Regions from separate parts of the Homo sapiens genome. Here all the other regions are linked to region 1. The links are chromatin contacts, found by Hi-C or POLR2A ChIA-PET in ENCODE. All regions are on one chromosome and are shown on one strand. The core of a region is the stretch at or near the end of the contact, and the rest is flanking DNA. Distances in the headings are between cores, read along the strand shown.

Region 1 (4,410 bases), core at 1,911-4,410:
AATGACTATGGAGGTCTGATTTTCCAGTTTGCCTTGTGAACAGTGGAGTCCATGAATGTATTTGCTGAGTCTTATGGGCATTTAAAATTGTTCTCATTTTTATGGCAGTCTAAACAAATTAACAAAATTGTTTCTGGATCATATGTATGGTCACTTTGTAAAGCCACAAGATTTTGGTGCCTGCATTTGTGTTTCAGATTGTATTGGTGACAAGTTGTACTATTTTCATGAACTAATAAGAAAATAACAGCAATGAATTTAATGCATTAGTGCCAAGTGAATGCCAAATTACCTTCATTAAATGAACATTTCACAATAGTAGAAACATAATATAACTGGCTTATACCATCCTCATGTTGAAAGTGGCCATTTTGTATCTTTAATGTTATCCCTATCAGATTAATGTTCACTTGAAATTTATGTTTAAATTTTATTTAAACTGGTACATTTTCTTTGGTTTTATGTTGTATATGGTTAAAAAGTTTCAAGTGTTTAGGTAAGAGTAAGATAAGTTCACACGGGAAGTTGAGGGGAGTAATCTGTCTGCAAACTATGACTAAATTTTGCAAAACATGACGAGACATTAAGACTAAAGATTAAAACATAAGTTTTGTAGTTTAGAAGACATTTATTGGACCTCATTTTTTAAAATAAAAACTTCAGTCTTTTATTATTTAAAAAAACTTCCAAATTAAAATTTCTTTATCTCAGTAATACATTTCTAAGAAATAAAGGATGACATACTGTGGATAGTGATATACTTTTCCCAGCTTTGCTTATGCTTCACATTAATTTAGAAGGATATGTTTATACCTGTTATAATAATTATATTTTCTCTACAAAAATTAGCTGGGCATGATGGCATGTGCCTATAGTCCCAGCTACTTGGGAGGCCTAGGTGGGAGGATCACTTGAGCCTGGGAGGCAGAGGCTGCAGTGAGCTGAGATGATCCTACTGCATGCCAGCCTGGGACAGAGTGGGACCCTGTCTAAAAAAAAAAAAAATTATTTTATCTATACTTAGCCACATTATTTCAATAACAGAGGGCAAAAAAATTACTATTTTCTAGTTTGCTGGTTTTGTAGAATTTTGAAAAAATATTTTTGAAACTTTATTGAAAATCATCTGTGCAAAATTTTCGGACCTTACTGTTTTTATACATAGTTTCACAACTGAATGTGACAGCATAACAAACTGTATTTTTTCCATTTGTCCAATTAAGTCTGTACTATCCATATTTTTCTATTTCTCCTAAAGGATGAAGACCTACAAGAGATGGAAAATTTAGCCCAAAGAATGGAAACTCAGTTTGGCCAATTTTTTGATCATGTGATTGTGAATGACAGCTTGCACGATGCATGTGCCCAGTTGTTGTCTGCCATACAGAAGGCTCAGGAGGAGCCTCAGTGGGTACCAGCAACATGGATTTCCTCAGATACTGAGTCTCAATGAGACTTCTTGTTTAATGCTGGAGTTTTAACACTGTACCCTTGATACAGCGATCCATAGTTGCAATCTAAAACAACAGTATTTGACCCATTTTAATGTGTACAACTTTAAAAGTGCAGCAATTTATTAATTAATCTTATTTGAAAAAAATTTTTATTGTATGGTTATGTGGTTACCTATTTTAACTTAATTTTTTTTCCTTTACCTCATATGCAGCTGTGGTAGAAATATGAATAATGTTAAGTCACTGAGTATGAGAACCTTTCGCAGATTTCACATGATCTTTTTAAGATTTAAATAAAGAGCTTTCCTAAATAAAATAAGCAATAGTTAACTTTAGAAACTGTACTCTATGAAACGTGTTTTATGAAAACATCTTTTACAAAAAGTGCTTACTTGACTAACTCAGCAAGAAAGGTTTAATGTACACATTTCACATCTAAAATCAAAACCTACAAGAAACTGCACTGCCTTCACTATTTACAAATCGGCCTACAAGGAAAAAATTATTCTCATGAGAGGTGTGACAAACACTAATTTTCCTTAACAGCCAATATCTACATGCAGGCCTAAATTAGAAAAAGGCAATGGATTAATCCCAGAGACCTATATATAGAAAATCACAAGAGTGAAACCGTGTCTCAGAGTTAAAGAAACCAGGGACTAACAGAAATTCTTGAGCATGCAGGACGGCAGATAAAAAACAACTTGCTAAATAAAACGCCTAAACTTCTTCCATTGTGAGATTAAAAAACAAAACAAAACAAAACAAAGCAAACTGGCTGAAAGTGGTTAGTACTAACACGGATGGCTACCTGGAGTCTGTACAAAATGAGCTTGCTGGCGTCACAGCTTGAATCTTTCCCCATGTTTCACACTGACTCCCTCCAAAATTTGCACATGCGACCCATGAAGGGACATGAAGAGGTAACTGCGAACGCCAGAGGATTTTCCAGATGGCTTCTTTCCTTCCACCAATCACCTACTAATCCCAGAATCCACCCCCTAAACGTTTTCTAATAAAAATACTGTCTTAAAGCCAACACAGGGAGACAGATTAGAGCTATACTCCTGTCTCCTTGTTAGCTGACTCACAATGAAAACTTTTCTCAAAAAATCAGCGCCATAATATTGGCTTCTGTGCGTATAGGGCAACAAGCCCCGTTTGTTTGGTAACAAGATTAGGATGCCATTACAAAGTGCTGTTTCTCTTTCTTTCCCCAGATTTGAGATTTCCAGGCGCTTTCCCTGTCCCTGTATCTGTTCATCTTCTGCATCATTCTCTTCTCCATATCCACACCATTCTTCCATCTTTCCCATTTCTTTCTTAACTGTAAAACAGAATGCATGATTCAAAATATTTGTAGTTCTCTGTTACTTAAAGTGAAAGTTATCTTTAAAAAAAAACAAACCCAACCAAACCAAACGATGCAAATCAGGTAGTTTGTAGTGATATTTATGTGAGGTTGGATTTGATTTTAAGGTTGAGAAAAAGTTTTTCCAAATTTGATTTACACAGTTGTGGGATGAAGGGTAAGCAATCGGAGAAAATGTGAGAATTGCCTATATTAATACACATCCACACACCCAGGCCTGCACAGACTCGTTGGTCCTGGAGAGTAAACGCATTCCTCCCAAACCCAGCAGCGCCTGGCAGGACAGAGGCGGGCGGGGACCTGGCTCAGGGGGCGGCTGCCTCGCCAGGCGCCACGAAGCCCCGGCGTCCCACAGGTCCCGGAGGCCGCTGCGTCGCGGGGAGCTGGGCTCGGGCCGCCGGCGGTTGCGCCGGGGCAGCCCCGCGGGGAGAGCACCATGAGGACTGACTCGGGGGCTCGGCTGGAGGAGGGCCACCTGGTGAGCGGCGAGGGGCGCGTCGGCCTCGAGAGGTGGCGGGTAAACAGCTACACTTGGCAGTGGGGGTGGGTGTGTGTGGGGGGGCGCCAACGAGCTGGGAATCACTAAGGGAGGGCCTTGCTCGTGGGGTGCGCGCATCCGCCCCTCCAGTGTTCACAGGAATGGGACGGAGACGCAGGCGAGGCCGGGACCGAACTCCCGGAGTGGGAGAGAGAGGCCTGGCATGAAGTTTGCGGGGACCTGAGCCCGCGTTGCCACGACGACGCCTCACTCATCTGAGGCCCGGGGCCCGGCGGGTGCCGGGGCTTCCAGCCAGGCCTCTCCTAGACTCCTCCGAGGAGAGGTCTGTAGCTGCCCAGAAGAGATCTGTTCGCCTGCGGAGTCCTTTAATTAAGGTCTTCCGTCACGCCCCGCTTCCCGCAAACAAATCACCGCCACCACTTAGGAAACCACGGGAAAGCTGTGATTGCAGCGCCACGGTCGCCAGATTTCTGCTCCTGGGCACATTACCCCCAACTCCGAGGCCCCCTTTTTGGCAGGGCTAGTCTGGACTGGCCAATCCAGGTCCCTGCACGCCTCTCACCGCAACATCCCCGCAGGGCGCTGCGCGCGGGGTACTAGCCAGGCGGCGCGGCCCGATGACGCATTGCGCCTGCGCGCGCGACCGAGCCGGGAGGGGTGGGGCGCCAGGTGCTTGGGGGCCGGCGGCCGCCGAGGCCGGCTAAACGCAGAATGGGGAAGAATCCTGTGGTAAGCGAGCCTTAGCTACTTTTAATTGTTAGGATTTTTGTCTTCAGTTGAGCCGTCCTACTTTTGAGGATTAGAGGTTGGGTCTCTGGGTGGGTGGAACGTCATTTTTGCGGGACTTTTGAAATCAGTTACGTGAACAGAGCCCTGGGATCGATCGCGCGCGCTTCGTAGCATCTTTAGAACAATAGCGCGTTCCTGTGACTGTCATTCTTCTCCAATTGTAATTTTGACTACTGGATGGTATTACGGCAGCTTGCCTCGTCCTAATCTTGTAGTACTTGCATTAATCTACTGTTCGAACGAATGGATTGCTAAATGGGACAAACTACAAGAGTGTCTAAAATTTAACCCTTTTG
Region 2 (3,888 bases), core at 318-2,817, 680 kb after region 1:
CCAAATTCTTATTTATAATGCACAAAAAATTGCCTTTCTCTTCCATTTTCTTAACTCCACCTAGCCAAAATGGAATAATGAGGTATCAAGGCTATGATCATTTCTTTCTCAACTGGATTTCCTAAACAGCTCCCAAATCTTGTGACTCTATATCTTCCCTCCCAATCCTACCTCCTTTATCCAAAGATCTTTCAATACAAATCTGACCAGTGCCCTAAGGGCCAACTAAGCCCTTCATAATAACAGACCCAATGCTTGGCATTTTACACAGCTGTTACACGGATTTGGACCTTCTACCTGGAAAATTTTACCCCTCTTGGCCTGTTTTAAATCTATTCAACACAGGGGTTTCAGTTTAAACATCTCTTCCTCCTAGAAAATTGTTCCTGACTCCTTCTGGGCTTTTAATTAGCTACTCCTACCATGTGCTCCAATGCACTTCCCATATCATGGTATTTTTCTCAATATTGTCCGTTCAATATCTTCACGTGCTAGGTAACTACAGTGAATGCAGAGATCGTAGTTGTCTCGCTCGATAATGAATACTTATCTTCTGTTCGCAGAGTACTCTGTAGTTTTGTTTTGAGTAAGTGAATCCAAATGAAACAATACCCTGTTCTTAATACTGTATGGATCCCATCCAGGTTCATTCCTTTTCTTCCTCATTTTCTCTGTCTTGTCTTTTTTATATTTTGGATAGTTGAAGTCAATCATTTTCTCTGTCTATTCATTCTATTTCCCCAGCCTCTTCATCCCACTAGCCGTCCGATCCCATCTCCATATTCAGTGCTTCTCCTAACGTCTCTTCTTCTCCCTACCCCAAACCCTGGAGATGTACAAGATCCTACCTTTCACGCCAAATGAAGAAAATCTTTAAAAAAGAAATGCGAATCAATTTCCATTACCTTTTTCTTCAAAAGGTAGCTGGGAAACCAATGAACACTTTTTTTTTTTTTTTTTTTTTTTTTTGAGACGGAGTTTCGCTCTTGTTGCCCAGGCTGGAATGCAATGGCTCGATCTCGGCTCACTGCAACGTCCGCCTCCCGGGTTCAAGCGTTTCTCCTGCCTCAGCCTCCCGAGTAGCTAGTATTACAGGCATGCGCCACCACGCCCGGCTAATTTTGTATTTTTAGGAGAGACGGGGTTTCTCCATGTCGGTCAGACTGGTCTCGAGCTCCCGACCTCAGGTGATTCGCCCGCCTCGGCCTCCCAAGGTGCTGGGATTAGAGGCGTGAGACACTGCGCCCGACCCCAAAGAACACTTTTTAAAGATTGCTACAAGACAAACAGCTACCACTCAGCCAGCTACTGTGCAAACTTCCTCAGATCCAAACAACACTTCCTTTTCCCTTCCCCGGAAACGGAAAGAAGAAAGGAAAGGTAAGGCCCACAACTCAGGGCCCAAGAATCCGTTTTCCTCAGGTTTCCTGATGGGCGGGGCCGAATGGCCGGCGCCGACTGGACGGCAGAGCCGTCGCTCTTGGCCGACTCCTCTTCCTATTGGCTTCCTCGGGCACCGCCCCCTGAACAGGGCGGGAGATTCGGTGTGCCGCACGCAGGCTTCCCATCCCCCAGCTGGCCTCCGGTGCTCCTTACCTCCCCGGTGGTCGGGCGCGAATTACTGGAAATTGGCTTTTCCCGTTGGGGCCGAAGGTACCTTCCCTGCGGCGGCGACTCAGCGGGGTGTCGTTCGGCCGGCGTGACGCAGCCGGATCGGCGCCAGACGGAAACCTAGCGGTGAGTAGTGGGGTGTCGGGGCAGCCTGCCTCCCTTTTCTGCTTAGCTCGCGGCGTGTGAGGTGCGTCCAGGTGCACCCAGCCCCGCGTCGGAGCTTGGCCCCTAGCGTCCCAAGTCGCGCATCTCAGGACTTTCCCTCGGCACTTGGGGCATGGTCTTTGCGCCTCGCTGCCCCCCGCAGGCTGCCCGGGGGCTCGAGAACCCTTACTGGTGGAGCGCAGCCAACTGGCCAGAGGCTGGAGGCGCAGGCCAAAGTCCTTTAAGACTTGAGGTGAGAGGCTCACTCTGGGAGGACCTTTCGTTAGTCTGCCCCGCAGTTATAGGCCTTTTGTGCAAGGGACGCCTGATACTAACCTACCTGATTCCCAGCTTACGAAGCCCTCTGGTTGGAAAAGGAGAACTGTGAAGATGTGTAACGACAGTGGTAAAGTGCCCTGTGAGGTATGAAGAGGAAGAGATCGCGTCCCAGAACCACTGTAGCTAGAACCTTTGATGTCATCCCAGCCTGGAGGCACCAATGTGTCCTGCCAGCTAACTGATCGGTCACCTTGGAGCCATGCTTGGCTGTAAAATGTTGATAAGCCAGGCTCTTTTGGTAGAGCTTTTTAATTAAAAAGATGTTGAGACGTTACTTTTCATTTTACAATTGAAATCCTAATAGAATCATTACACTTTCCCGCAGTTAAATTGCAATCTGAAGAAAAATAGCACGGCCCTACACCGTTATATAAGGGCACTGCACGTTAAACGGACATCATCACTTATTGAGCAGTTTTTCTGTTAGATGTTGAATGAGTTAGAGATGTACAAGAGATCTGCATGGTTAAGTTGAAGTTTAAAGTAAAAATATCTCAGTGCACTGCAGTAAGGAGCTAAAAAAGAAAAAGGTTAAAGTAAAAATACCGATAATTGGGAGCATTCAGTGATGCTCTTTTATATATCAGGCACATCATTTCATTTAATCGTCAGGACTTTGGACAAAGTCACACAGTTATAAAGTATGGAGTGGAGATTGGAACTCAGGTTTCTCCAATATTAAAATTGGTGTTTAACCACTAATCTATCCAACCTTCTTTTTCAAAGGATTATGTTTTTAAAAATTACAGCAAATCTTTTATTTGTTTTCAAAGGAGAGTGTGTTGCTACCACTTGGTGCAATGCTAACACTTGGTGCTGCAGAATTGCCTTGAAGTAACTCCTTGAAAGGGGTTGGCCTATAAGCACCAAGGCAGTGCCTTGAGGGGTCATAATGGTCACTAAATATTGCATTTTATTGTGTGATTGTTAGGTTTTTTTGTTCGTTTGTTTTTCAGGAACTGTTGGAAAGCAAAGAAGGAAACGTTTCTCATGAGGTCTTTGTAGACATTTTCTTTAATTTGGTGATTTTGTACTATTTAATAAGATGCTCCAAAATTAGAAAAGGAAATGTTTGTATAAATGCACTTGGCTACAAACAAGTCTCAGGCTGCCTCTCTCCAGGCAATTCTTGTGTAGAATACCATAGGGAAATTGCCTAGGACAATACTCAGTTGCCTAGAATATTTGTTTTTAAATTTTCCTAGAAAATCTTGTCCCCACATCCCCAAGAACAACTAAACTTTTGCCAATAAGAATTACGTAACCGACCTTTACTTGCTTTTTGCTTTGATTGCCAGGAAGCTCAGAGCCAAAAATTCATTGTGTGATTTTATTTTCTGCTTTCCTTTATATTTTTTCTGATGCAGACTCCCTATTAGCATTTATAAATTATAATTTGTTTTATTGCATTTGCTCATTGTCACTGCTTCAAATCCTTTGTAGTACACAGCAGTGTATAATTAAGTAAAATAATGTAGATTATGCTGACTCTGGCCATGCTCTTTGAAGTATGCTTGATAGAACTAGTGATGTTTCACCCAATGAACTGGAAAGTTAGAGAAACTTTCCAGTTTGGACATTCTATAGTTACCTGCTATAGAATACCCTAACCCTAATTGACATGTAGAGAAATAATTAGACCTATTATGAATGGTTTTCAGAGGTCAAAACAAGCATTTAGCGTCCAGCACAGTGGTTCACACCTGCAGTCCCAGCACTTGGGGAGGCTGAGGTGGGCAGATTGCTTGAGCTCAGGCCAGCCTGGGCAACATGGGGAAACCCCGTCTCTACAAA
Region 3 (4,304 bases), core at 258-2,757, 620 kb before region 1:
TAAAATTGTATTACATTTATTTTTACCTAGCGTTTTTGCTTTCTACCAACATATATATATGTAGAATATACATAAAAACTTTATTTTTCATTGCTATATTCACAGACCTCAGAAGAGTTGCACCGCACAAGAAAAGGCACTCAATCTCACTCATTCTTCCTAACATCTCAACAGCATCTTGCGATACGAATGTCTTACCATTCAACCATTTCAGTGCTGACGAACTTGTCAAACTTTCCCCACGAAAACAACCAAACCTCAAACTGACATCACCAGCCCAGATGTTTTCCCCTAAGCTTCAAATCTGAAATACTGAACTGCCCGATCTACACAACTGCATTATCAGGTCTAATAGACAACGCAAGCTTCGCACAGCCCAAACCGGAAATCTTTAGTCCTTCCCCAAGAAACTTTCTTAACATCTTATTTAAACCAAAACCCCACATTCAATCTATTAGCCAGTCCTTCCTGTTCTACCTTCACAATTTCTATCGATATTTGTTTCTCTCCATACCAGGCAATTTCATCTTGTCCAAATGAATGCAAAAGTATTCTTGCTGCCGTTCTTATCTCCTCGAGTCTAATCTCCACACAGCAGAGTAACCGTATTAAGACAAATTAGCAGGTCATTCCTCTGCTTAAATCCTTTCGATTGGCCGAGCACGGTGGCTCACGCCTGTAATCCCAGCACTTTGGGAGGCCGAGGCAGGTGGATCGCTTGAGGTCAGGAGTTCAAGACCAGCCTGGCCAACATGGTGAAACCCCGTCTCTACTAAAAGCAAACAAACAAACAAAAACAACTAGCCAGGCGTGGTGGTGGATGGAGGCCTGTAATCCCAGCTACTCGGGAGGCCAAGGCAGGAGAATCGCTTGAACCCGGGAGACGGAGGTTGCAGTGAGCCAAGATTGCGCCACTGCACTCCAGCATGGGCAACAAGAGCGAAACTCCATCTCAAAAAAAAAAAAAATCTTTCGATCATTCCTCAAAACATCTAGAATAAAGTCCGAATTCCCTATAATCTGTTAAATTCTAACACGCCTCCTGCCCACCCCTTCAACGGGAGGAAATAAAATCCTCTAATGCAGAACGGGTCTCCCCAAACGGCGGGGCCACGTGTTACACGTAACATGGCTCTCAGGTGTAAAGGCCTTCTCCCTCCTCCCAGAGCCCGGGCTATAACAGGCACCCACGCTACTCTGAGTAGTTCCGTGCTTAAGTCTTTCCCTCTCCTCGTCTGTCCAGCATCCGCCTTCCCCCTTTAACGGCTCGCTCTCCCACCTACCTTAAAGATGGCGTAACCCACAGACGTTTCAAACAGCACCAACATGGTGAGGCCGGGTCAGGGCGCCGCACGGCCTGCCAGAAGCTGTAGAGTCAGTTCAAAAACACCGACTACGCGGCCTCAAAAGGCCTCCTAGGCCGCGGCGGGCAAAGCACAAATGCGCTCGCCGTCCCGCAAAGAATCAGAACACGCTGCCTAAACCCTCCACGCTGTACTGGAACTAGGACGCACGAACGCGCTACTCCTTCTCTGAGGATTCTGGGATAGCAACGTCACTTCCGACAGAAGACTGCCGCAGAGATTGCCGTCACTTCCAGAATGTTCCCGCCACAGCGGGCTGGGGCGGGCCGAGAAAGTTTGTATCGCGGGATCTAGGGCCTGAACGGAGCCTTTGCGCCTTTTTTTCTTTTTTCTTTTTTTCTTTTTTGGAGACGGAGTCTCGCTCTGTAACCCAGGCTGGAGTGCAGTGGTGTGATCTCGGCTTACTGCAACCTCCGCCTCCCGGGTTCAAGAAATTCTCCTAGCCGGGCGCAGTGGCTCACGCCTGTAATCCCAGCACTTTGGGAGGCCGAGGCGGGCGGATCACAAGGTCAGGAGATCGATCGAGACCATCCTGGCTAACACGGTGAAACTCCGTCTCTACTAAAAATACAAAAAATTAGCCGGGTGTGGTTGCAGGCGCCTGTAGTCCCAGCTACTCGGGAGGCTGAGGCAGGAGAATGGCCTGAACCCAGGGGGCGGAGCTTGCAGTGAACCAAGATCCTGCCACTGCACTCCAGCCTGGGCGACAGAGCGAGACTCCGTCTCAAAAAAAAAAAAAAAAAAAGAAATTCTCCTGCCTCAGCCTCCCCAGTAGCTGGGACTAGAGGCACACACCACCACGCCCAGCTAATTTTTGTATTTTTAGTAGAGATGGGGTTTCAGCATGTTGGCCAGGATAGTCTCGATCTCTTGACCTCGTGATACGCCCGCCTCGGCCTCCCAAAGTGCTGGGATTACAGGCGTGACCCACTAGGCCCGGCCTTTTTTTTTTTTTTTTTTTTTTTTTTTTTTTTTTTTGAGACAGTCTGGCTGTTGCCCAAGCTGGAGTGCAGTGGCACTATCACGGCTCACTGCAACCTCCAACTCCCAGGCTCAAGCGATCCTCCCACTTCACCCTCCGGAGCAGCTGGGACTACAGGCCTGTGCCACCACACCCAGCTAATTTTTTGTAGAGACAGGGTTTCACGATGTTGCCCAGGCTGGTCTCGGACTCTTGACCTCAAGGGATCCTCCCACCTCGGCCTCCCAAAGTGCTGGGATTACAGGCGTGAGCCACCGCGCCCCGCCACCGCTAGAGATTTAAAGGGGAAAAACTTCACGATATTATTTTGTTAACCCTCTATGAATTATATGTTCACTTTGAGAGAAACGAGGAGCTGTTTCGGTGCCAGTCTGCCTCAGGCATCTAGAATTTGAAATGCCAGCTAGTGCCATTAGACTTTATCCCCTTTCAAGCCCTGCCTTGAGGCGAAGGCCTCAGAATGACACCATTACTGTCACTATATTTGTGAGCATTCCTGGCCGTTCCCTTCTGTCTGGCCAAATGAATTATTAGCACAGTTTTCTTTCAATAAGCCTCTCCTATTTTTGCTGCATTTGTTAAAATGACCCCAGGGTATGAATTTAGAATGTCTTTTTTTTTTTCTTTTTCTTCTTTGTTTTTTTTGAGACGGAGTTTCACTCTTGTTGCCTAGGCTGGAGTGCAGTGGTATGATCTCTGCTTACTGCAACCTCTGCCTCCCGGGTTCAAGCAATTCTCCTGCCTCAGCCTCCCGAGTAGCTGGGATTACAGGCATGTACCACCACGCCTGGCTAATTTTGTATTTTTAGTAGAGATGGGGTTCCTCCATGATGGTCAGGCTTGTCTCGAACTCCTGACCTCAGGTGATCCACCCACCTCGGCTTCCCAAAGTGCTGGGATTACAGGCATGAGCCACTGTGCGGGGCTGAATTTAGACTGTCTTCTTGATTTAGTGTTACTTGCTTTTCTGGAAGCCTTTCAGTCTCAGGGACTGGGATTAAATACCCCAGTTGTTTCACAAGTCTGTCTTCCAACAGGGGTAAAATTTCCTTACTCACTTCCCAGGCCCTATATGCAGATTGTTCCTAATCATTAAATTGCAACCTGCTGGGAGAATTGCTTGAACCCAGGAGGCGGAGGGTGCAGTGAGCCGAGGTGGCACTACTGCACTCCAGCCTAGGCGACACAGCGAGACTCCATCTAAAAAAAAAAATTGCAACCTGCTCAAGATTGTGGAACATTAAATAGGTAGCAACTCTGCAACCTGAGATTAAGAGGAAAGAAAATCCTGGGTTGAATAACAGAAAGTCACAGGACAGAGGAATCTAGGGTGAATTCTTTTTTTTTTTTTTTTTTTGAAACGGAGTCTCAGTCTGTCGCCAGGGCTGGAGCGCAGTGTCGCGATCTCAGTCACGATCTCAGCTCACTGAAGCCTCTGCCTCTTGGGCTCAAGTGATTCTCCTGCCTCAGCCTCCCCAGTAGCTGGGATTACAGACACACGCCACCATGCCCAACTAGTTTTTGTATTTTTAGTAGAGACGGGGTTTCCCCATGTTGGCCAGGCTGGTCTTGAACTCCTGACCTCAGGTGATCCGCCTGCCTCAGCCCCCCGAAGTGCTGGGATTACAGGCATGAGCTACCACGCCCGGCCTAGGGTGAATTCAAGAGCATAATTGGCCGAGTGTATGGTTCACGCCTGCTATGATCTCACCATTACACTCCAGCCTGGGCTACTAAGCAAGACCCTGTCTCAAAAAAGAAAAAAAGCATGGTTGATTATAGTTACAGCTGTAATCCAGTGTGGTCAGGGAGACAAGAGAGACGAAAATTACCTGATTGGGAGAGGGGTATGCGTGGGTGGGTGAGATGTTAGAAACACCATGTCTGTTTATAGTGTTATTTAACTGCACAGTATTTTTCTGTCTAGTCTCCTTAGCAGAAGTGACATCTGCTAGAGA
Region 4 (4,068 bases), core at 690-3,189, 530 kb before region 1:
CTTTTAAATTCTATTTTTAAATTGTGCTTTATGTTTTCAAACACTATTTTTTACACAATTGATTTCTGTGTATTGATCTGTATTTAGTAATCTTGCTGAATTCTTTTGTCTTTTAATGTCTTGTCTGTAGAGTCCCTTGAATTTTCCATATAAGTAATAATATAGTCTGGAAATAATACCAGTGTCATTTTCCTCCTTCCTATCCTTTCATCTTTCCTTTTTTTGGTTTCTTTACCGTTCTGGCTAGCATTGCTAGTACAATGTTGAATAGAATCACTGATAGAGGACATCCTTGTCCTAGTCCTGTCTCTAAAGAGAATGCTTCTTGGCCAGGCGCAGTGCCGCATGCCTGTAATCCCAGCACTTTGGGAGGCCCAGGAGGGTGGATCACCTGGGGTCAGGAGTTCGAGACCAGCCTGACTAACATGGTGAAGCTCCATCTCTACTAAATACAAAAAATTAGCCAGGTGCGGTGGTGAGCAACTGTAATCCCAGCTACTTGGGAGGCTGAGGCAGAAGAATTGCTTGAACCTGGGAGGCAGAGGTTGCAGTGAGCCGAGATCGTGCCGTTGCACTCCAGTCTGGGCGACAAGAGCAAAACTGTGTCTCAAAAAAGAAAAAAAAAGAATGCTTCTCAAGTTCTACCATTCAAGTATTCAAGTGTGATGTTTACTATAGGTTTTTCATGGATACTCTTTGTCAAAATCAAGAAGCCCTCTTCTATTCTTAGTCTGATAAGTTTTAATTGGGAATGGGTGAATTTTATTTTTTTCCTTTTGCATCTATTGAGATGACCCTAAGGCTTTTCCCCACTAACCTCTTAGTGTGGATTATAAATATATTTTCATATGTTAGACCCTCTTTGAATTCTTGTGATAAACCAAATTCAGTTGTGTGTATTGTTAATACTTTTAAAAATATAAGCTTAAGAATTTGATTGGTTAATAGTTTATTTAGGAGTTTTGTATGTTTGATCATAAGTGAGATTGGTCTATAATTTTCCTTTTTTTATTTTATTTTTTGAGATGGAGTTTCGTTCTTGTTGCCCGGGCTGGAGTGCAATGGTGCTATCTTGGCTCACTGCAACCTCTGCCTCCCGGGTTCAAGCGATTCTCCTGCCTCAGCCTCCTGAGTAGCTGGGATTACAGGCACGTGCCACCACGCCCAGCTAATTTTGTATTTTTAGTAGAGACGGGGTTTCTCCATGTTGGTCAGGCTGGTCTCGAAGTCCCAGCCTCAGGTGATCCGCTCGCCTTGGCCTCCCATAGTGCTGGGATTACCGGCGTGAGTGACCAGGCCCGGCCTATAATTTTCCTTTCTTATGTTGTCCTTATCTCTAGTTTTAGCTGCTTTTGGGTTTTGACAAATTTAGGTCTCTTGTTAGAAATGAGCTTTTCTTCCTGGAAGGTGAAGAGAATTTTCAGAATCAAGGGACGACTGCTGTTCTCTGGGACTCTGGGGGACTTCCCGGGGGACTTCCCCAGTCTGGGCTGTGTAGGAGTAAACCAGAAACATTCTTAAGCGTGCACCACTTCCTACTTCCTCCTCTTCCAATATGAAGGAGAACTTTGAAATACTTCCCAGAGGAAAAATAGAGCAGTACCAGAGTTAGGTCATGTAGGTGCTAAGGACTAGCAGAATATTTTGCACCTAGTACTGCAGGCTGCAGATAGCAGGGCCTGGCAGTGTGCTGTGCCATGACTGTGCAGGCATCATACTGGGCAATGTGGGGAGCAAGGAGCCCCAGACCTTTGCATGGTGCCATCTTCCAGGCTGTAGATTCTGGTGAGTGGCACCACCAGGACTCCTGGGCACACACTTCTGGTCTCCCTGTTTTCTCCACAGTGTTAGGAGGAACTTTTCCAGCACTGGCTACTCCTCACTTCTTTGCACAGGTCAGGCAATCATTACACTTGCTCCTTCTGGAGCTGTTTATTCCTGAAGCTGGAAACTGCCCAAGGAAAAGTCTTCAAAACGAAACTGACCTGAACGGAACTGAACTGAACTAGATAACCACTAACACTGGGCAGACTCCAGTTACCCTGGTTTTAATAATTAGTTGTCATGCACGATTCTCTTGACTTGTAGGCCTCAGGTTTCTTCATCCATAATATAAAAGAACTTCTAGATCACCTCCAAGATTCATGCTGGCTTAAAAAACATACTGCCATAATTTCGTGATGTTTCCCTGACTTTTTACTATTTCCTCTCAGAAACACAGGGATGGCATCACAACTCAAAGATTCAAGGAGCATGGAGTCATAGAAACCTGGGTTCATCTCTCAGCTTCTCCACTTACTGGCTGTGTGCCCCTTGGGCAAGTTACCTAACCTCTTTGAGCCTCATTTTCCTCATCTGTGGAATAGAAACAATGCACTTTGCCTCATAAGGTTATAGTGAGGATAAAATAAGCTCAAAGTACATAAAGCACCTAGCATTACGTCTTGCTTCATAGTAAATGCCAAAAATGGCCAGGCGCGGTGGCTCACGCCTGTAATCCCAACAGTTTGGGAGGCCGACGCGGGCGTAAGCCCGCAAACAGCCTGGCGAAAACCCGTCTCTACTAAAAATACAAAAATTAGCAGGGCGTGGTGGCAGGCGCCTGCAATCCCAGCTACTCGAGAGGTTGAGGCGGCTGACTTGCTTGAACCTGGGAGGCGGAGGTTGCAGTGAGCCATCACGCCACTGCACTCAAGCCTGGGCAACAGAGTAAGACTCTGTCTCCAAAAAAAAAAAAAAAAAAAGTAAATGCCAAAAATTACTTCCCTTTTCTCCACCCCTAAGTGGAAAATTGGCCAAAATAAAACAGTATCAATTAAAAAGTCCAATTGTTTGGGTGGCACTCCAGGGGTTTGCCTGCCTCCCTGCCTTCTCCCCAGGGACTATGCGTGCCTGCTTTTCAGATGTTTAGACCTTCTAGCTCTGCCAGTCTCCATCTCGGGATGGAGTCCATAGGAGGCCCCAGCGTTAGAGACATCACAAGCCACCACAGAGAGGAAAAGAAAAGACTAAAGGAGGCGACACACTCGGAGAAGTGACCCTTCGGGGAGAGCCCGCCTGGGGTCTTGAGCTCACCAGCGAGGAGCTCCTTTTGTAAGGCCGGGACGACCTCGCGCAGCAGAGAGGCGCTAGGCAGAAGCCTCTCCGACGCCGCGGGGACCCGGAGCGGCGCTATTGAAGCCATAAACGCGGCAGGCCCCGAGAGAAGCTGCTCCCAGCGCGCCTGCTGCGGGGCCCCTGCCGCCGCGGAGGCGCAGATGCCGCACTGCTGGACCACTTTGGCCTCCCTCCCCGATTGGCCACACCTTTTTATTCCCTTTAAAAAAACTGCTTGAAGAATCTTTTCATTCATATTTCTCTAGTTGGGGTGTGTGTGTGTGTGTGTGCATGTGTGTCTGTGTATATGTGTCTGTGTGTGTGTCTATGTATGAATGTGTGTGTGTATATGTCTGTGTGTGTGTGTGTGTGTGTGTGTGTGTAGTATTTCTTTAAATCTCTATTTCCCCGGACCTTGCTGTTTTCTCCCGTGGGGGGCGAACCCTCTTTTTGATAGCTGTTAACATCCAGCATTAATCTATGCAGACAGCCTGGGGAGGTCAGCCTCACTGTTGCCCAGCTCTGCGAGCAAGGATGTGGTACTTAACCACTCTGTGCCTCAATTGTCTCATCTGACAAATAGGGATACCAAGGCCTGCTTCTTTACAGGATTAGTATAAAAGTTAAATGAGGCACTTTACAGAAAATGCATAGCCTGGTGCCTGGCACACAGGGAGTGTGAACTGCTGCCTTCTCTTGATGTCTTCATCACAAATGGGTGAACGCAGTCTAGGTTCGTAAATGCCTTCCTTCATGTCAGCCATTACCTCCTACAGGAAGCCCTACCTGATTTCTCTCTATCTGGATCAGATTTCTGCCCCGGTCTGGATCAGTTGTCCTTCCTGTATTCTCTTAGAGCACTGATCACACTCCACTCACTGGAGCTGTCTGCACACATATCTGTTTCCTCCACCAAAGCGGGAGCTGCAGTAAGGAGTGTGTTTTATCCAACCATGAAGGCTATGAAACTTA
Region 5 (3,890 bases), core at 493-2,992, 930 kb after region 1:
CTGCACATTGTGCACATGTACCCTAAAACTTAAAGTATAATAATAATAAAATAAAAAATGTGTTTTATGTATTCACATATTTATATACACCCTAATAATCCTTAAAATTACAAGGAAGTCTATTAAAATTATAATAGCATGTTAAGAAATATTATCCAAAACTTGGAAAAATAGACAAGATTCACTGAATGGCCTTTCAATGCATTTTGGAACACAGTCTAGCAAGTCCATTCCATGGTTATCTCATTCTCTAAGGGAATGTTCCTTTGTTGAACTTGTTTACTATTGATTGGGGGCTAGACTCTGTGAAGCTACATAAGAACATGTAGATTTTCTTTTCTAGTAAAGAATCAAATTATTTCTGTCCTGTAGGAAGGCAACCTCAAAGGTTACAGTTTTATTACCTGTAAGATATTAACCGGTTTTTTACCTAAACTAGCAACCTTCGTCATTGTGCTGGCATGCCTATATGCTCAGTCTCTCAAATTCACTTTCATCCAGTTTTATCATTTTGCTGGTTCCCTCATTGTCGAGTTAAATAAATCTTTGACATTTGCTTACTTAAGATTTGTATGAGAATCAAGTTTTTAATACAGTATTTAAAAAATACTTTGGCAATGGCCATATATAGCTGGTAGGTTTACAGGAGATTTTGATTTTCTTTTTATATTCTTCTGTATTTGTCGAATGTCCATTAAAGGACATGTTTTACTTTTATAAAAAGAAAGCACAAAAATGTCTGTATGTATATACACATGCATTCTATATTAATTTCTCAGGCTGTACTTTCCCTAACTCTATACCCAGTAACAGGCCAACCTCCCGAAGATGCATAAAGACACCTTTGCCGTTGACCAGGCAGACCCTGCATCCACAGGACATAGAGAGAAAGGTGCTCCCTGAACACTGATCTGGATAAGCATTGCTGGGTCAGTGCAGAGGCGTCCATTTCCCCAGTCTGCCGAGCTGGCCTAAAGCTGAGGACCTCTTAGTGGGAGCTGAGGACATGTGCCTGAAGAGGCAAGCCCTTGACTGATGGAAATTGGAGTCTGAGTTCCATGTGGGGGACTGGGAAGCACAGCAAGGTCTGAAATGGGAGACCCAGGGAAGGGCAGAGAGGACCAAAGGAGGAAGGGGGTCTACAGTGTGGGAAACAGCCTGGACGCAACAGCCGGGGGAGGAGGCCTGCTCTGGCCCCAGTGGCCCCTTGTAAGCAGGAAAGGCAGCTGGCTAGACCTCTTCTGTGTTATTCACTCTGATTTTATCCTTTATCTTCCCCTCCCAACCTCACCTCCTTTCTAACCCCAAAGCCATGCAGCTAATATGACTAAGATTGCTGGGCGTTTGCTTGGAAATGCAAATGAGAATTTCTGGTAGTTTCCTAGTTTCCTTGATCTCCTTTGTCAAGTTTATTGAGGGGAAAGGACTCTCGGTTAAAAAAAAAAAAAAAAGAAAATCCAGATTTTGAACACCAGCTCTCTTTAATGCCAACTTCCTGAGGAGCTGCCCAGCTCTGTAACAACCTGGAACAGAGGCGCCATCACAGACTTGGCTCTGACGGGCGGCACAGCAAGAAGCCTTGCTCGCGTGTGGGACGTGCCCGTTCTGGCCTGGAGAGAGGGCCCAGAGACACCACCTCGCCACCGCCACCTGATTACTCATTGTCACCAATGAGATGACAAGAACTGATGACGCATTTCCCTTTTGCTGCACTCTGACACCTCAGAGACCACAGCAGAGAAAAAGCTGCTTTTGTAAAACTGGAACATGAACTACGCGGACGCCCCAGAGGAGGTCTCTGCTGCCCTCTGTTGCTGGCTTCTTAGTAACCCTAACCATTTTTAAGAATACAGTATTTGGTTTCAGTAACTTTATTACATGAAAAGTATGCTCGGAGGAAAAAATGTGTCAAATTTAATCAGTCGTGGGTACTATCAACATTTTAAATTGTTGCCAATCTAATAGAGGAAAATGGTATCTCATTGCTGTTTTAATTTTCATTTTAAAAATTCTAAGTGAGGCTCAAAATAGTTTATTTTTCCAGTTTCCTGCCAGTGGGTATACTTTTCTTTTTTTGTTTTTTTAATCTTTTTTTATTGATTTAGAAAAGTTTTTGCTGTAAATGCGTTTCTTTTTATACTAATGCTTTTCTCTGTTATATAGTCAAATTTATCAGTCTTTTCTTTATAACTTCCGGCTTTCATGTTCCTTAGGCTATGGATTTTTTTAAATGCATGCATATATTTAGTATAGTTTTTAGTATTTAAAACTTTAATCAATCTGGAATTTATTTTTATTGTAAAGTGGGAAATAGAAGTACAGCTTTATGTTTCTTTGTTTTTAAAATGGCTTGCAAGTTGTACCAATATTCTTCCTTAAATGCTCCATTTTATGGCTTACTTGAAGTGCATTTTTGCTTCTAATGAGACCTGACTTTCTGGCCTATTTCAGGACTTTACATTGTTCTGTTGGTCTGTTTTTCTCCTCCTGTATCAGTACCTATAATGTGTAACTACTAGACATGTATTAATGTAATAGAATACATTTCAATATTATATAGGGCTAGTTTCCCCTCTTGACTATTCTTATTATACATTTTTTATCTTTCTAGATAAACTTTAAAATCAAGTTTTTAAAAGACACTGTTGATGTTTTGATTGGGAATGTGTTATATTTAATTTATAAGAGAAAATTGATACTGTTATATTTTGTGTCCTTGTAGCTAAGGCTTATGTCTTTCCCTTTTAAAATTTGTCTTTTTTTAAAGTTCACCAATAGATTTTAAAAGTTCTTTTCATGTTGGCCCTGCACATATTTTTGTTGATTTTATCCCTAGAGTTATTTTTTGGTTGTTACTATAAACGGGAACTGTTATTCCATTGTATTTTCTGATTATTGCTTGAATACAGCATTTCCACAGCTGATCCTTTCCTAAAAGCTGACACTATGACAGCAGTTGGAAATTAAAAAGGAAAGCCATGGCAAAAGACAGTCACAGCTCCACTTGGCTGTTCTGTTCTTTCAGAAAACGTAGTGACCTCGTATGAGTACATCCCCTGAGGTAGGGTCAAAAGAAAGTCTGTTAGGACACCTAAGAGTTTCTTGGAGATGTCAGGATATCCACCGGGGTTCTGAAGTAAAGATGCTGTCATTATTTTAATATAAATGATCAATTATGAAGATATAGTTGATTGGTATAAAACCATTTTTAAAATCTATATTGCTGCATAGTCTTCAGACTTTTATTTTCATTGCCGTGGGGAAGTTTGTATGAATTAGAGGAGCTCCATGGTTTTCATCCTATAAGGGACTTCAGAAAAATAGCATGAAAGCAAAACTGTGGTAGGGTCAACACACGGTGCTCCTTTATTTGGTTTGAGGTGTAAGTTAATAAATCACCTTCTGATAAGCTGCTGACAGAATTTATTTGCACCAACTGTAGTAGGGCCACCTCCTCCATATAGACACTGAAGTCCACAGTGGTGTTTGTGCCGTCTTTGAAAAGGACTGTCATTCCAGCATTCATAACCGCCAGGGCATTTTGCTGATGTGAGGCCTGTCGGAAAGCTGAAGCAGACTCTCACTGGAATACAACAAGAACGACTTTCTTTTTTCTTCTTCGAGACGGAGTCTCGTTCTGTTGCCCACGCTGGAGGCTGGAGTGCAGTGGCGTGATCTTGGCTCACTGCAACCTCCACCTCCCTGGTTCAAGCAAATTCTCCTGCCTCAGACTCCCCAGTCGCTGGGACTACAGGCATGTGCCACCACGCTCAGCTAATTTTTTGTATTTTTAGTAGAGATGAGGTTTCATCATGTTGGCCAGGCTGGTCTCGAACTCCTTACCTAAGGTGATCCGCCTGCCTCGGCCTCCCAAAATGCTGGGATTACAG
Region 6 (4,228 bases), core at 1-2,500, 730 kb before region 1:
GGGACGTGCCGGCCGGAGCTACTCACCAGCCGCAGTGCTGACCAGCAGGATGGTCCATGGTAGCCAGGGCACCCGCCAGGGCCGCTGCAGCGAGGAAGTCATCCCTGGGCCAGCCAAGAATCAGGAGGGCAAAGAAAAGAAATATGGGAAGTAGACCGGCGGAGAAACAGCCGGGAGGCTCGTCTTCTCTCCCGTGGACTGATCCTGCCCGTATCACAATACAGTTTGAAAGGACAAATGGCTGATGAGAGGACCTAGCTGCAGAGCTTTCATGCCGCTGCAGAAATTCCCTTCATTTCTCTCCCTCGCGGCTGGGGGGGTTCCTTCGCCTCGGACGGGGTGCCGCGGCCCTCCAAACGGAAGGCATGTCTGTGGGGAAAGCAGGGAGCCAAGAAGAAATCCCCCAAATTATTTCCCTCGTAGTTTCACGATATCAAAAAAATATCCAGGTCTGGGAGAAAACATATCCAGGGTGCGGAGGGCGGGGATTCGATCCGGGGTCGGGGGGCGAGGGTCAGAACTAGTTCCCGACTGCCGGGAAGGACGAAGCCGGACGGGCGGCGGCGGCGCCCGGCAGCCCTAGTCGCATCGCCCGCGGCTCCGGGAAGGCAGGATTCCTTAAGTTTCGCTTCGGTGCTTCCTTCACTCTGATTTCGAAAACAACAAATCCTCTTCCTTGACTGGATCAAAAAAGGTGCCTGCCTCCATGGACAAGCTCACAGTCCCCACGCCTTCGCAGAACAACCGTGAGAGGGTTGGGGAGGCCCTGGCGAAGGCTGAGGAGAGGTAGGAGCGGGGGAGGGGAGGGGTCGCGGTCGCGGCCCCGGTCCGGGCTCCCCGAGACGGCAGGCGGAGTGGGTGTGAGAGGCTGCCCCTTCTAGTCCTCCCGGCGGCGCTCCCTTCCCTTCCTCGCTTTTTATTCCTGCGGCTCGATCTTGCCTGAGGTAAATTCCACCAAGAAAGCCTCCTCTTCTCCCGTCAATGGCTCCTGTGAGCGAATCACAACCCCCCGAGGAAGCCGCTGCTGCTGCCGCCGCCGCCGCCGCCGCCGCCGCCGCCGCCGCCTCGTTCTCCCGCAGCTCTGGGCTCCTGACGGAACTCGGGCGTCGCGGACCGAGGGCGGGGGGCGGCGGGAGGGCGGATGAAGGTAGCCGGGGAAGGGGGTGGGCAGGGAGGCGGCGAGACACCCTGCGTCCCTCCGGGAGGCACTTCCAGTGGCTCCGAGCAGACCAGACACAAAGGGGGGAGTCGCCGCAGCTGCCAGTCTGCGGCGCTCCCGGTCACCGGAGTCGCCCCGCCTCCGCCGCCGCCTCCGCCTCCTCCTCAGTCTCCGGCTCTTCCCGGCCCTGTCTGTCTCTAGCCTGTGGTGCAGAGCGGGCGGCGGCGGCGGCGGCGCCGGCGGCGGGATGAAGCCCGCACTGCGCCTGCGCGCTCACGGCCCCGCCCGGCCCCGCCCCTCGTTCGGGGCTGGCTGAGGGCTCCGAGGCCCCACCGCAGCGCGTCTCTCCGGTGAATGGCCGAGGGCTGGGTGGGGCTGCGGTGGGCAGCGGTGGCCTTTCTCCTTCACACACATACACATGCCTTCCAAATGTGCATGGCTTGGGATTCGCGTATTTGTTTAAGAGACGACGGCCACATCCTTTTGTTCGGCGTTCAGCAGACTCCTCCGAGTTCCGGGATTTCTCCCGACTGAGGCGTCTCCGTCTCAGTACTCTCGGAGGAAAGCCTCGAGGGGCAGAACTGCCCTCTGTTGTTTCACGGGGCTGGAACCTCCCTCTCCGCAGCCCAAAGAATCCGGATGGACCCGCCTTTCCCAGAACCGGAGACCTTGGCCTCCTCAGGCTCCCCTCTGACTCAAACAAAAGCCGGAATTGGAAAGACCACCCCTTTGATGTGTTCGCTGTAATCGACGTCCTGCTTTCCTCAACCGCCCATTCCCTTAGCCTTCTTAGTTGACAGGAATATTGAGTATTTGCAAGGATGCGAAGCCAGAAAAAAAAAAAAGACTTTTAATTCTATAAATCGTCCCGCTGCGTGCGCGCGTCTGTCCGTACAGCGCGGTGCCCACCCCGAGAGAGGGCCTGGATTCACCAAGGCTGGGGGCCTTGAGGGCTTTTTAGGGCACGTGAAAGGAAAATGGAGTTAGAGTTGTGTCGGGATAGAGAGTGGGATCATTTTGCACTCAAGGAATTGAGAAGATCCCGTTGGTACCGCAGTTTCCAAGGATTTGTGTAGTGCGTTTTTTGGATCTGGTTTGTACAAGCGACCAGTATAGGAGACGGGATCCCTCCCGCCCTTACACCCCGCTGCGGGGTCAGCCGACGTGGGTGGGATTTTGCTGGCGGCGAGGGGAGAAGGTGACGTGCGTGGCGCCATGATCGGAAGTCTGGACTGAATTCTTAGCTGCGAGGTGGAAAATGCGCGTGGGAGGGCGATCTTGAGGGGTGAAGTCTGGCCTTCCCATCTCCTACCAGGCAGGAGGGTTATGCTGAAGGCTGGTTTTGCTGGTCTTTCATTGTGGCTAAGGGCAGTTCCACAGATACAGTCATAGATAGACTCCTTAAGTCATGCTCTGCTTGCTTCTTCTAGTCCGCTGTTACCTCTTTATCTGAATTTGATGTAAATAAATCTCCACATTCCTTAAACTGGTTCTGTTATACTAAACATCTTCCATAATTAGGGGTTGTAGCAATACCAACCCCGGATTCTAAGACTCTTTTTAGTTGAAATATGTTTATGCTGTTTACCCTTTAGACAGAGAAAAAAAAATTCTACCTAGTAAAATCCCTTAAAAAGACGAAGAGCATATGCTTTGATTCATTAGCTTTATTTATTTAGGTTTTATTTATTTATTTATTTATTTATTGAGGCGGAGTCTTGCTCTGTCGACCAGGCTGCGGTGCAGTGGCGCGATCTCGACTCACTGCAACCTCCACCTCCCAGGTTCAAGCAATTCTCCGGCCTGAACCTCCCGAGTAGCTGAGATTACAGGCGGCGCCATCACGCCCGGCTAATTTTTGTATTTTTAGTGGAGACAGGGTTTCACCATGTTTGCCAGGCTGGTCTCGAACTCCTGACCTCACGTGATCCGCCCGTCTCGACCTCCCAAAGTGCTGGGATTACAGACGTGAGCCACCGCCCCCGACCGATTCTTTATAGCTTTATTACTGTATTTTGTTTTGCCCAAAAGGTCTAAATTAGAAACGGTATTGTTTTACCATTTGTCTTTCAAGAACTGAGAGTTTCTAGCACTCAGAGAAATTGGATTTTAGTATGTTAGAGGTGCAGAAAGTTTAAAGTTTATTAATTCGTAGTACACTTTTATCTTCCTCAAATTGAGATCAAGTACTTCATCATTCAATTTTTATTTGCTTAAGATTTTTTCCAAGAAACATTAAGTGTCCTTTTTGTAGTTCCCCCTTATCCACCGTTTCAGTTACCTGCAGTCAACCACGGTCTGAAAATATTACATGGAAAGTTCCAGAAATAATAAGTGGTGTTTTTTTTTGTTGTTGTTGTTTTTGTTTTTTTTGAGACGTAGTTTCTCTTTTGTTGCCCAAGCTGGAGCACAATGGCACGATCTCAGCTCACAGCAACCTCCGCCTCCCAGACTCAAGCGATTCTCCTGCCTCAGCCCCCTGAGTAGCTGGGATTACAGGCATGCGCCACCACACCCGGCTAGTTTTGTATTTTTAGTAGAGATGGAGTTTCACCATGTTGGTCAGCCTGGTCTCGAACTCCTGACCTCAGGTGATCCGCCCTTCTGGCCTCCCAAAATGATAGGATTAGAGGCGTGAGCCACTGCGCCTGGCCTCATAAATTTTAAATTGAGTACTGTTACTAACTAGCTGTGAGGAAATCGCTGCCATCCCACACTGTCCTTCTGGGATGTGAATCATGGTTTGTACAGTGTATCCGCTATAACCTCCTTAATCACTTAGTAGCAGTCTCTTATCAGACTGACTGTGGCAGTATGCAATATCCAAGTGCTTGTGTTCAACTAACCCTCGTTTTACTTAATAATGGCCCCAAAGCACAAGAGTAGTGATGCTGGCAATTCAGCCATACAGAAGCTGTAAAGTGCTTCCTGTAAGTTAAAACGTCAGAGTTCTTGCCTGTAATCTCAGCACTTTGGGAGGCCGAGGCAGGCAGATCACAAGGTCAGGATGATCGAGACCATCCTGGCTAACACGGTGAAACCCTGTCTCTACTGAAAATACAAAAAAAT

What was found. A loop is a pair of places that touch in the nucleus more often than their neighbours do. ChIA-PET counts read pairs that join two places held with the same protein, here RNA polymerase II (POLR2A). Pooled maps may share reads with other maps.
Region 2: a loop to region 1 is called in a map of CD8-positive, alpha-beta T cell, with 4 times the contacts of the local background. The contact joins the promoter of ORC2 here to the promoter of TMEM237 in region 1. A Hi-C loop is called at or near these places in 4 of 168 maps with a recorded cell type or tissue (CD4-positive, alpha-beta memory T cell, CD8-positive, alpha-beta T cell and ascending aorta) and 15 of 50 pooled maps.
Region 3: a map of naive thymus-derived CD4-positive, alpha-beta T cell shows a loop between it and region 1 (24-fold over the local background). The contact joins the promoter of NOP58 here to the promoter of TMEM237 in region 1. A Hi-C loop is called at or near these places in 3 of 168 maps with a recorded cell type or tissue (ascending aorta and naive thymus-derived CD4-positive, alpha-beta T cell) and 12 of 50 pooled maps. POLR2A ChIA-PET finds 5 or more read pairs at or near these places in 3 of 52 experiments (activated B cell, activated naive CD4-positive, alpha-beta T cell and naive thymus-derived CD4-positive, alpha-beta T cell).
Region 4: a pooled map shows a loop between it and region 1 (2.7-fold over the local background). The contact joins the enhancer-like site here to the promoter of TMEM237 in region 1. A Hi-C loop is called at or near these places in 1 of 168 maps with a recorded cell type or tissue (chondrocyte) and 5 of 50 pooled maps. POLR2A ChIA-PET finds 5 or more read pairs at or near these places in 2 of 52 experiments (OCI-LY7 and naive thymus-derived CD8-positive, alpha-beta T cell).
Region 5: a loop to region 1 is called in a map of CD4-positive, alpha-beta memory T cell, with 16 times the contacts of the local background. The contact joins the enhancer-like site here to the promoter of TMEM237 in region 1. A Hi-C loop is called at or near these places in 2 of 168 maps with a recorded cell type or tissue (CD4-positive, alpha-beta memory T cell and naive thymus-derived CD4-positive, alpha-beta T cell) and 8 of 50 pooled maps. POLR2A ChIA-PET finds 5 or more read pairs at or near these places in 1 of 52 experiments (CD4-positive, alpha-beta memory T cell).
Region 6: a map of B cell shows a loop between it and region 1 (7-fold over the local background). The contact joins the promoter of BMPR2 here to the promoter of TMEM237 in region 1. A Hi-C loop is called at or near these places in 3 of 168 maps with a recorded cell type or tissue (B cell, CD4-positive, alpha-beta memory T cell and naive thymus-derived CD4-positive, alpha-beta T cell) and 11 of 50 pooled maps.

The regions. Positions count from the first base shown.
Region 1 is chr2:201,642,253-201,646,662 of GRCh38, reverse strand. TMEM237 (transmembrane protein 237) reads left to right here and starts at 3,160. Exons shown (of 13, transcript NM_001044385.3): 1 at 3,160-3,304. The coding sequence starts at 3,263. It overlaps MPP4 (MAGUK p55 scaffold protein 4), which reads left to right. Exons shown (of 22, transcript NM_033066.3): 22 at 1,259-1,789. The coding sequence ends at 1,453. RefSeq lists silencers at 3,042-3,301, 3,872-4,061.
Region 2 is chr2:200,961,339-200,965,226 of GRCh38, reverse strand. ORC2 (origin recognition complex subunit 2) reads left to right here and starts at 1,567. Exons shown (of 18, transcript NM_006190.5): 1 at 1,567-1,737. It overlaps LOC105373835 (a long non-coding RNA gene), which reads right to left and starts at 1,795. Exons shown (of 3, transcript NR_187976.1): 1 at 1,597-1,795. RefSeq lists a silencer at 1,158-1,556 and an enhancer at 2,265-2,334.
Region 3 is chr2:202,262,966-202,267,269 of GRCh38, reverse strand. NOP58 (NOP58 ribonucleoprotein) reads right to left here and starts at 1,507. Exons shown (of 15, transcript NM_015934.5): 1 at 1,284-1,507. The coding sequence starts at 1,328.
Region 4 is chr2:202,170,524-202,174,591 of GRCh38, reverse strand. The region is part of intron 15 of KIAA2012; the gene reads right to left. Among named protein-coding and RNA genes, the nearest start is that of KIAA2012-AS1, 56 kb to the right of the region's middle. RefSeq lists enhancers at 1,412-1,621, 2,874-3,692. Within about 2 kb of position 1,939, at least 2 of the 41 ENCODE cell types and tissues checked have a DNase peak (open chromatin) inside an H3K27ac peak, as active enhancers do.
Region 5 is chr2:200,711,048-200,714,937 of GRCh38, reverse strand. LINC01792 (long intergenic non-protein coding RNA 1792) reads left to right here. Exons shown (of 3, transcript NR_037886.1): 3 at 808-2,633. It also overlaps the pseudogene AOX3P-AOX2P and the pseudogene AOX3P. Among named protein-coding and RNA genes, the nearest start is that of LINC01792, 22 kb to the left of the region's middle. RefSeq lists an enhancer at 1,544-1,823. Within about 2 kb of position 1,742, at least 35 of the 41 ENCODE cell types and tissues checked have a DNase peak (open chromatin) inside an H3K27ac peak, as active enhancers do.
Region 6 is chr2:202,373,349-202,377,576 of GRCh38, reverse strand. It overlaps BMPR2 (bone morphogenetic protein receptor type 2), which reads right to left and starts at 1,250. Exons shown (of 13, transcript NM_001204.7): 1 at 27-1,250. The coding sequence starts at 102. RefSeq lists enhancers at 1-688, 1,843-2,132, 2,243-2,402 and silencers at 743-802, 873-932, 1,063-1,552, 1,703-1,752.